2 separate regions of the Homo sapiens genome follow, and region 2 is linked to region 1. Evidence: chromatin loops called from intact Hi-C (ENCODE). Cell type or tissue: PC-9. All regions are shown on one strand. Each heading gives the region's core, and the rest is flanking DNA. Links, peaks and the distances in the headings are about the cores only.

Region 1 (5,374 bases), core at 279-5,278:
ACCTCAGTACTAACCTCACAGGGTGATCAGTTCTCTGATCCCAGGGCTCAGCATTGAGAAACAATCCATGTGGGTCACAGCTACTCTGACAGTTTCTGGAGATTCCATGGTGAGCAAAACATACATGTCACTCTCATCTGACAAGACTGCACACATAAATAAAAGTTACAAATGCTGCTACTTGAGAGGCTCTGGAGAGGAGATGCCTGGTGCTGGGGAATGTGCACAGGGCCTGGTTTAGTTGGGGGCAGGGGAGGGCTTCCCTGAGGAGGTGACATGCAAGGGGAAATGGAAAGGTTGAAGAGGAGTCCGCTGGATGTGGAAGGGATGTACGAGCAGAGTGTCCCAGGCACAGACACAGCATGTACAAAGGCCCTGAGGCAGGGGGCACCGAAAGAAGACCCTACGCCCCAGGTGGATCGAGGGGGAGATGTGGCAGGAGGGGCAGGTGGGGTCACTGAAGCAGGCCTTGGACACCATGTGGAAGAATTTGGCCTTTGTCTTAATAGCAGAAGGAAGCCATTGAGAGGATTTAAGCAGGACAGGCATGGGGCACACAGGGGTACGGATTAAAGCCTGGAGTCAAGGACATTTGGGGTACCTGTGGGGGGACAGGGACACCCATGGGAGGATGGTTCTATAAATGAGAAGCCAGCAGAAGGCCTCTGAGGGGCTTTCTAGGCTGCCTGTGCCAGCATTTTAAGAATTCCATGGCTGTGAAAATGGGGTGCAGAGGATGGGACCTGTGTGGGGGAAAAGGGGAGTCCCTGTTCTGTTCCAATAAGTGTGGACTAAAGATGAGCTGTTTTCTTTACCCGCCCCTCTCAGGGCTTTGTGCATTGCTGTGTACACTGGGGAGCTCCAAGGTGACTGTGGAATAGGCAGTGTTTTCCCAACGTAATTGACCATGGGAAAGGCTGCAGACAAAGGGACTCCTCAGAGGTGCTTGTGTGGAAAGGCGGCTGGATGTGATCTCAGCGTGAGGATTCCATCCTGGTGGCCGGCAGCCGGGTGGGGCTGGGATAACCCTGGACAAAGGACACCTGTGAATAGGCCATTATAGGAAACCCATCGACGGGCAGATCTACTGCAAACTCTACGGAGGGGTCCTGGGTACGGGGCAGGGAGGAAGTTCCAGAGCTGGGAGTCTCTCACCTTCTCTGTCCTCATTCCTCTGCCCTTTCTCCTTTTCCCCTGGTTCCTGCCCTGAGAATCCCACGTCCTTGAAATACTCCAGGTTCCAGTCAGCACCCTGAGAGCTCTGGACAGGCTGTAAGCATGAATGCCACTGAACAGGATGAAGCATCGCCAGAATGAATACATTCGTGGGAAGGCCATCCCTTGTGTCCACAAAACAGTGGCATGGGTGGGGAATGGAAGAAAGAGAAGGGGAGGATGTAGTGGTTCCTTGATGCCTCCTTCCTCTTCACCCATTGATTTGTTTAATGATCATTTAACAAACATCAGGCACTGGACTGGGCATTGGAGACCTGGCGGGGCATGAGACAGACTCAGGGCCAGCTTTCCCGACACGGGGATTATGTCTGGGTGACATTCAATTCTCCTGACAAACCTGCTTCTGGCTTCATCTGACAAGCCCCTCTGGGGAGGTCGGCCCCAGCCAGCTGGGTTTAGGGAAATGCCCCGCCCTGGTGTCAGAGAGGCAGGGGTTAGAAACGCAGCTGTGCATCATCAAAGCTCTCTGTGCCTGTTTCCTTTTCTGCAGAAGAAAGACAACCCCACCTTCTGCACGGGCTGGGGTGGGGGTTCAGGGAGGTCCCACACTCCTGGCACCTAACGTGATGCTTTTAACGAACTGGCTTTTTGTTCTCATCCTCTCTCTTCACCACCAGGACTTGGCCAGGAAATTTCTGATGGTTTGGTTTTTCCCAAACTGAACATTTTATCCCTTCTTCCCTAGCTCAACAGCATGTGCAATTTAGACTCACAACCAAACTTGATTTATTCATACTTAGGGAGTCCTCAAAAATACCCTGCCAGATAAACCTTCAAGCTTGAGAAGCTAACACAATCTTGAAAGAAAAAAAATGCTTAGAGTTCAAGAAATTGGACTCAGGCTCGCGGTTTTGGTTTGTTTCAAGCAGTGAGATACAGTGAGGAGAAGCTCTGGGTGTGTAACCAGGAAATCCAGGTCGTGGTCTGGTGCACTGCCTGTAAGCTAAGCCGAGCAGCCAGCCCTCCTCAGCCTCAGCCTCCCCTCCTATGAAATGGGGGTAATAACCTTTTCCTCCTGTGGCTGCTGGGGAAACTGAGTGAGGTTCAAAAGCAATAATGAACTGAAAATGCTGTCTGCCTCTCCTGAGCTACTCAACATCTTCTCTATAAAGTACTTAAAGGTCCTCCTGGGAAACTTGCATTCTCTCACTGCCTCTTTGCACCTGAGACCACCCATCTGGCCTCTGGGAGACCCCAGTCGTTCCTGACCCAGCTGTTTGGCTCCAACTGTCCTGTGGTTAGAGCAGCTAGCCGGCTGTTCCAGGAAGTCTCTTTCTCAGGCTGGGCCCCTAGGGAGGGAGCTGAGCCCCATTTGGTGGGGGAGAAGACAAGGCCTGGGGAGGGGGCAGGGGGACCGCCAGCCTGGGAGAAGCTGTGCCGTATTTTTCAAATAACTCCATGTCCACAAAGCTAAAAATGTGGCCTGGCTTTACATATTTTATACATGTGTATATTCCCGGTACATTTCCTTCTAATTTTTAAAACCATACGTAACGTCAGGGACATTTAATCCATATGGTTCTGATTCCTTAACACTTAAATCATCCAAATGTTGTTTTGTAGAATCTATTTGCAAATCTCTTTACGTAAGTGTTTAACTCATTCTTTCTCAAGGGAATCCAGGCATGGTCCCTGGCTGAGTCTTCCTCCTCTTTCACTCTCCTCACTCCCCACCTGAACTGGCCAGATGTCTTGACTGCCTCTGGCCTGGGCATCACTGCTCAAGCCCTGCCCTCAAGGCTGGGGGAACCTGGTGGGAGAGGACTGAGAGGCAGACGGCCTCCACTCTACCACTTCCTGGCTGTGTGATCAATCACAAATTAAGCTCATCAAACCCTTTTCTTCACCTGTAAAAAGGGATAAATAATAAACATCTTCCAGGATTGTTGGGGGATAAAGCAAGGTGATGTGTAGAAAGTCCTTAGCTCAGAGAACAGGGCTTGCCGCCCACAAACAGAAAGGTAGGGAGAGGCACGTGGGACTGCAGAGTCATTCTTGAGGAATCTTGAGATAACAGCCCCAGGGCAGAGAAGCTGAGGCCGGAGAAGCAAAAGAACACTGCCCATGGGAACTGGGGATTCAGACAAGGACCAAGCAGTGGCTGCAGCGGTCAGAAGGGTGGGAGGTGATGGGCCTGATGCCAGGAGATGTGTGGGCAGAGCTCAGGTGGGGGTCTGGGAGGGGAGTGAGTATCCACAGTGTACTCTGCACATGGGGCCTGCCCCACATGTGCCAGGGAGGTGGGGAGGGCCCCAAAGGACCTGGCAAACCATGGAGGAAGTCAACAGGGAAAGTGGCTCTCCCAGGTGAGAGGGGCATGGGCTTCCCACCTGGAAGTCTTCCACAGCCATCTGTCAGAGCACACTCATGCGCTAAGGGCCCCCATAGACTCTCCCACCTGCAGATACAACCCCAACTGCTTAGCCTGGAGTTGTGGCCCAACTCAACTGCACCCAGCCCCTGCCCAATCCCCACCAGGGTCTCCCCACTTTCTTCTCCCTCCCTTCAGGCCATTCTCCAACTTTCATATTCTTTTCAGCTGTTTCCCCTGCCTCCATAGCTTTTCCTGGCTTTTCCACTGATAAATACCTACCCACTCTTCAAAATCCAACTCAAAACTCATCTCCTCTGACAAGCTTTCCTGGGAAGATTTGCAAACAACTGGTCCTTCCTTTGTGCTCTCCTAGTCTTAGTCTGACTGGGCCGTACTCACCTGGGATGAATTCTTCGGGGTCTGCGCTGGGAGCTGTGGGTGTGGGGATGGATAAAAGCCACTCCTGTCCAGGAGGTCCCCTGTTCTGCGTGAGGCGGAGCCTCATTTGACCTGTGGCTTTCTGAGAAGGCAGAGTGGGACTCCAAGATGGAAGCTATAGGACTCTGTAGATGTCAGTGTGAGATGGGAGCTCAGCTAGGAGGACACAGGATGGCCAGGGTGGCACAGCTCCTGAGGCCTTCCCCATGGCAGGGCCTATTGGTCAGCTCTGATCTGGACACCACCAGTGCCTGCCCCCGAGAGCAGGATTCGTTTCTCCGGCAATTCCAGAAGGAGCAAATCCCAGACAGAGCTGCATCTCTGGGACGGAAGAGCAGATGCTCAGTCTAAAATTAGGCTGCTAACTGCGACTTCATCTAGGCTTCGGAGCGGATCTGCTTCTTGCATCTGCCAGTGTGTAGCAGAGGAAAGGCGAAGCCCCTGCCTCCCTGTCGAGGCTGGGCAGTGATGGTGATAGCCAGCTGGGGGCCCAGCGTTCTACAGTCTACCTGTGGTGCTTTCCTGGGCTCAACTTCATTAACTCCTCACAAGTCCCCTGAGAGGGAGGCTTAGGAGAGGCAGGGTGGGGAGGGGCCTGTCCCCCACCCGCAGGAGCTGCCTTTGCTTGGGGGTGTCTGGTTGAAGCAGAAAGGGATGATAATCAGGGAAAATTTCTTCCCACCTCTTCTTTGTCTACCGTTCCCACCTCCATTCAGGCATCCTCTGGCTCTCCTATTATCTGCCTGAGCAGGCCCCACACTCCAGGAAGGGTAGAATCTGTTGGAGGCCTCTGTGTGGGCCTTCTTTTATCTCTCTGAAAGCCACAGCTCTCACGGTGGCCTGCCAGGCCCTGTGTAATATGCCCGACGCAGGGCCTTTGCACTGGTTGCCCCTTTGCCTATAAAGGCCTTTCCTAGTAACTGCGTGGCTTAATTCTTCCCCTGCTTCAAGTTGCTGCTCAAATGCCACCTTCTCAATGAGGCTGACTCTAACCACCCTATTTAAACTTGTGACTCATCTCCCACCCCTGCATTCCTGGTTCCCTTACTCTGTTCTGCCTTGTTGCCATAGTCCATACCTCCTGCTAATATGCTCTATAGTTTACTTACTTATTCTGTTTCTTGTTTACTGTCTGTCTCTTTCCCCTAGAACATAAGTTCCATGGGGCAGAGATTTTTGTTCATTTTGTTCACTGATGCACTCTAAGTCCCTAGAACAGGGCCCAGCCAATAGTGGCTGAACATGTGTTACAGAGTGCATGAATTCAGGGGGGATGGAGGCACCTGGGCTCAGGGCAGCATCCTGTTTTTGCTAAACATGGGCCATGGCTGCTCCAGAGAAAGCCAATGCCCTGGAGATAGGGTCCTTCTGCTGGAACTGCTTCTA
Region 2 (5,374 bases), core at 132-5,131, 100 kb before region 1:
GTTCTGACTGAGGGCTTTGTTTAAATGCCAAGGAGCTCATCCCTTTTATTATTGTTATTTCAGCTGCAGGAAACCCAAATCTTTATAGATTTCCCCTTGCAGTGGATCTTCTGTGATCTATTCTTCACTGACAGTGGACACATAAAAATGGATGTGGAGGCACATAACTGTGTCCACATGTAACTGCACATAACTGACTAGGCAGAATGCTGGGCTGTTGGGTTGTCTGCAGAGTAGGATGCTGGCCTTTTTGTGGGTGTGATGTCAGGAGCTTATTTTGCCATACAGTGAATCCATGAAATCATGGACTCTCCATGTTGGAAGCTCAGGTATCAAAACCACTCCTTCTGGCTGGGTGCGGTGGCTCATGCCTGTAATCCCTGCACTTTGGGAGGTGGACCACATGAGGATCAGGAGTTTAAGACCAGCCTGGCCAACATGGTGAAACCCCATCTCTACTAAAAATAAAAAATTAGCCAGGCATGGTGGTGAGCACCTGTAGTCCCAGCTACTTGGGAGGCTGAGGCAGGAGAATCGTTTGAACCCAGGAGGTGGAGGTTGCAGTGAGCCGAGATCGCGCCACTGCACTCCAGCCTGGGCGACAGAGTAAGACTCCATCTCAAAAAAACAAAAAAACAAAAACACAAACAAACAAACAAAAAACACTCCTTCCATCCTCTTAGAGCCTTGAGGTGATCTGAAAGAAGAATGCAAGGCTGTTTTTGGCAACTCAGGAGTTTTGTTTAGATTCTGAAGCCAACAGCTCTGCTAGAAAGAACAGCATAGTGTCTGAAGTCCCTCTTAAGGGAGTATATTGCCATTCAAATTTATATGCTCCGCAGAAATGTCTTCTTCCACAAAGACTAAGAGGAGAGACTTTTGATGTTTGTCTTGTATCCAGAATATGATGGACGAATGGATGGAGGGAGGGAGGGAGTTTGTTTCAAAATATTCATGTTTCAACACCAGAAAACAGAATGTGATGTGGCTATTCAGTTTACCAAAAATAGTAAATAAGGATACTTGTGGCTGGGTGCGGTGGGTCACGCCTGTAATTCCAGCACTTTGGGAGACCGAGGAGGGAGGATTGCTTGAGCCCAGGATTTCAAGACCAGCCTGGGCAACATCGTGAAACCCCATCTCAACAAAAAATACAAAAAGAAAAAATTAGCCAGTTGTGGTGGCACATGCCTGTAGTCCCAGCTACTTAGGAAGCTGAGGTGGGAGGATCACTTGAGTCCAGGAGATCGAGGCTGCAGTGAGCCAAGGTCATGCCACTGCACTCCAGCCTAGTGACAGAGTGAGGCCCAGTCTCAAAAAATAAATAAATAAATAAATAAATAAATAAATAAATAAAATAAAAGATGCTTGTGAAAACTTAAGTGAAAATTCACACATGACTTTAATTAGAAGCAGTGATCCTAAGATCTCATCTTACTCTAAAATGTATTATTTAATCATCCTGTGAATTGAGCAACTCCTTTTATTGGGAAAGATGTGATTTATTTTCTATTTCTGAGTAATCTGCACAGATAGCCCTAGGAGTTCCATAATATGTATGGCCCAGGATTTATTGATTACAAGCCTTTCTGAAATATGTGTATGTAAAAGTATTTCTGGAAAATCGAAATATCTTCTAAGTACTTGCCCATTATGTGCCTGAATTCTTTCTCACAAAATGATGTTTAATTAGAAGCTAGAGTCCTTTAACACTTTAAACTCAAATCATTTTTATTCTTCAAATTTTCAAAGCATTCTTTCTTCCCAGTGCATCAGTCAGCTTGTGCTATAGAAAAAACAACCCACTATGTTAATAACTTATGAAAATAAACATGTATTTTCTTACTCACATGATGTGAGGATGGTGGCATCTCTGGGCTCTGAAGGCCCCGTATGCCTTCCTATTCAGGGACCTTGGCAGAAGGTGCAGCCAAACCCGAGACACGCTGTTCTCTTGTTGCAGAGGCAGGTGCAGGAGTGACTGTCCTGAACCTCACAATCACTAGAAACAGCTTTGCCTCAGACCCAGCACACAGCACATCCCCTCTCATCTCATTGGAAAGTGTCATATGGTCAAGTCCAAAGCCAGAAGCATCTGCTCCTAGGATGCTCAGGCAGGTCACATGACAATGGGCAAGAGTGTTACATTTAACTCAGGCCTACTGAATCTTTGCCAGTAGCATTGATTTTGTCTTTAATTGACAAATCTCATTCACAAAGACTTGTCCTTCATCTGTGACATGTTCTAATTTTATCTATTTTAGAATTCTTAACTCTACCTAGTATAAAATTTTCTATTTAACTGACTAAAAGCTGGAGAATGGAGACAGCCCTTAACCAGAAGTCAGATGACTTTGGCTTAAGCCTAGCTCAACTCAGCATCACCAGGCAACCTCGGGCAGTTTTTACTTTCTCTGGGCCTCAGCTTTCTCATCTGTGCACATCAGAGGAGGTAACAGTACAAGAGTGCTTAGGAAGGAATGAAGCACCAGAGGAATAGATGGTTGTTAGAGATGACATTCCAAGCATTTACCAATTGGCTGAAGTGGATGTGTGCCAGAGCACCAAAACAGCATCTTGGAGGCCTCAGTTAAAATTCTTTAGATACTGGATTCCGGGAGGGTGTCTGGGAAGAAGGAGCCAGGGCAGCGTTTGAGGATGCTCAGAGCGGTGGCTGATTACCAAGTGGTACAGAGGCATTTCAGCACTTTCACAACCAGTACAGTCATTTCAGCACATCCCTACTGAACGCCATCCCTGTGTGATGTTTTTATTCACATTCCTGCAGATGAGGAAAGGCAGCCTTGCCCAGCAGAGAGAATATTGAACTGCGAATCACAAGACCTGAGTTCTGGGCTTAGTTCCACCAGTCACTTGGCAAGTGACTTCACTCTTGTGTGCTCCAGTTTCTCTACCTGTGGAATGCAGTAAATAGTCCACACCTTCCAAAGCTGGCATTTAGATGAAATGGGGCCTTGTGAGGGAAGCACCCAGCACAGCATCTGGCTGACCAGTAGGTGTTTCCTGAATCTACATCTGAACTTGATCATATTGTTTGGGTCCTAGCCCTGCCACTTACTGATTCCATGAACCTGTTTCCTGTAAACTCCATAAAATGGGTCAATCTGTGGGGCATATGCAGTGCACATACAGTGTTCAGAACAGTGCCTGGTAGACAGTAAGTACACAAATGGGTCCTATTTTATTTATTTATTTATTTTTTTGATACAGAGTCTCACTCTGTCACCCCGGTTGGAGTGCAGTGGCACTATCTCGGCTCACTGCAACCTGTCCCAGGTTCAAGCGATTCTCCTACCTCAGCCTCCTGAGTAGCTGGGATTATAGGCACCTGCCACCACACCCGGGTAATTTTTGTATTTTTAGTAGAGATGGGGTTTTGCCATGTTGGCCAGGCTGGTCTTGAACGCCTGACCTCAAGTGATCCACCTACCTCGGCCTCCCAAAGTGCTGGGATTACAGGCATGAGCCACCGTGCCTGGCCCTATTTTATTCTTTGTTTGTTCTCTGTTGTCACTGATCTCCACATCGGGTCTGCTGAAACCATGCCGATGGCTTCTTCCACCTTTTTCTTCACTGTTAGCTTCTGATGGCTGCCACCTCCTTCCCTCTTCTGTTGTTCTTTGTTCCTTTCCCTGCCACCTCTCCCGTGCATCATAGTATTAGCTTTGAGAGCTCTGATGCATTTGGCTGCAAGTGCCAGAAAACCCACCTGCAGCTGGCTTAACCTGTGTGGAAATGTGCCTGTCATGCACCAGGAAGGAGGGCACATCTCATGTCCCCAAAAAGCCATGAAGAGATTAGTTCATCCCAGCTCTCGTTCTCCTCTCAGCAGGATTCCACATGATTAGAAGATGGAAGGTGTTGACGGCAAATGGGACTGAATGTGGCCCTGTTCATGCCCAAGTGTAGATTTCCTGGTGTATAGAGGAATCCTGGTGCAAAGAGTGAATGCACAACCCTGGGTGCCTTTTTAGTGGCTTCTGGTAAGAGTGACCACTAGAACCAGGAGGTCAAGCATGGCCTACTTGAGGTGGCATCACTCGCGGCAGCAGCTGCAGGTAGAGGCCGCTCGTGGCAAGTGGGAGTCTCTGAAAAACCCAAACTGGACCCAAGAGAGGGAGAGTCAGCTTAAGAACCTGCCAGGGACTGGGTGCGGTGGCTCACGCCTGTAATCCCAGCACTTTTGGAGGCCAAGGCGGGCGGATCACGAGATCAGGAATTTGAGACCAGCCTGGCTAACACGGTGAAACCCCATCTCTACTAAAAATACAAAAAAATTAGCCGGGCATGGTGGCATGTGCTTGTAGTTCCAGCTACTTGGGAGACTGAGGAGAATCGCTTGAACCTGGGAGGCAGAGGTTGCAGTGAGCCAAGATTACACCACTGCACTCCAGCCTGGGCGACAGAGTGAGACTCCATCTCAAAAAACAAAACAAAACAAAAAAACCTGCCAAGCCCCGAGAGTACTGTCAGTTCCTGAGAGCAACAGTCAAATCCAACTCCTCCTGCTTCCTTACCCCTTCCAGCCCCTCCTGCCAAAACCACAAAGCAGCCAGCGGCAGCCCAGCAAGGAGGGGTAGACACGCGGGGCAGGGAGGAGAGGAGAGAAGAGGTCAACCTAAACTGCTTTCCCATTGCAGGGGCCAGCTTGAGGCAGGCCTGAGCTCCGGAGGAGAGAAGCTTTAATTTGGCTAAAGTTTAACTTCTTTTCTCCTATTATTATTACTCCAGGTCAGCCTTATTAATTACTAAATTGAAACTGTTTTACAGGTACAAGTGACCAGAGGATTATTTTTTAGTAAATTAATTTTTTGGGGGTGGGGGGAGGTGGGGAGGTAAGGTCTTCACAGACCAACTTTTAGAAACAGCAATTGAAATTATTTTTTGAAATAATCTTCTATTTATAAGGGAGGTGCAAAGATGGTACCTCTAGAGCAGGATTTCTCAACCAATTTTATTTTCATCATTGCTCCACTCCCACCCCAGGAGTCTGTTTAGGTGTTTATTTCTATGATTTTTCTCCCATAAAATTTTAGTCCCACAGATATGCTGGATATCTATTTATGTACTGTGGCCCTTTAGAGGGCCACAAACCATTGTGATTTTTTTTTTCTACCCAACAGACAATTTTCTCCCCTTGGGGGAGAAATGCCCCGTTGACAATGCATGCTCTAGAGAGTTCTGGTGTACCTTTCACCCTGTCTCCCCTAATGTAGCCATCTTACAAAGCTACTGTGGTAGGTGTGTCAGAACTAAGAAATTAACATTAGCACAACAGCATCCCGGAACAGGATCCAATCCAGGATTGCACATTGCATTTGGGGGTGGGGGTCATACCTCCTTAGTGTCCTGC

The links. A loop is a pair of places that touch in the nucleus more often than their neighbours do. Peaks named below come from ENCODE experiments on the same cell type or tissue, not always from the same donor. Only the 100,000 strongest peaks of a DNase experiment are listed, where the experiment ranks them.
Region 2: it touches region 1 in a loop (4-fold over the local background); 12 of 110 quality-filtered maps call a loop at or near these places.

Annotation. Positions count from the first base shown.
Region 1 is chr1:41,670,308-41,675,681 of GRCh38, reverse strand. The region is part of intron 2 of HIVEP3 (HIVEP zinc finger 3); the gene reads left to right. Among named protein-coding and RNA genes, the nearest start is that of EDN2, 190 kb to the right of the region's middle. RefSeq lists enhancers at 2,495-3,084, 4,267-4,857. In PC-9, for the core only: no CTCF peak of the experiment used is centred there; DNase peaks (open chromatin) are centred at 3,231 and 4,931; H3K27ac peaks cover 2,883 bases.
Region 2 is chr1:41,770,756-41,776,129 of GRCh38, reverse strand. The region is part of intron 1 of HIVEP3 (HIVEP zinc finger 3); the gene reads left to right. Among named protein-coding and RNA genes, the nearest start is that of HIVEP3, 150 kb to the left of the region's middle. In PC-9, for the core only: CTCF peaks have their summits at 3,012 and 3,219; a DNase peak (open chromatin) is centred at 2,859.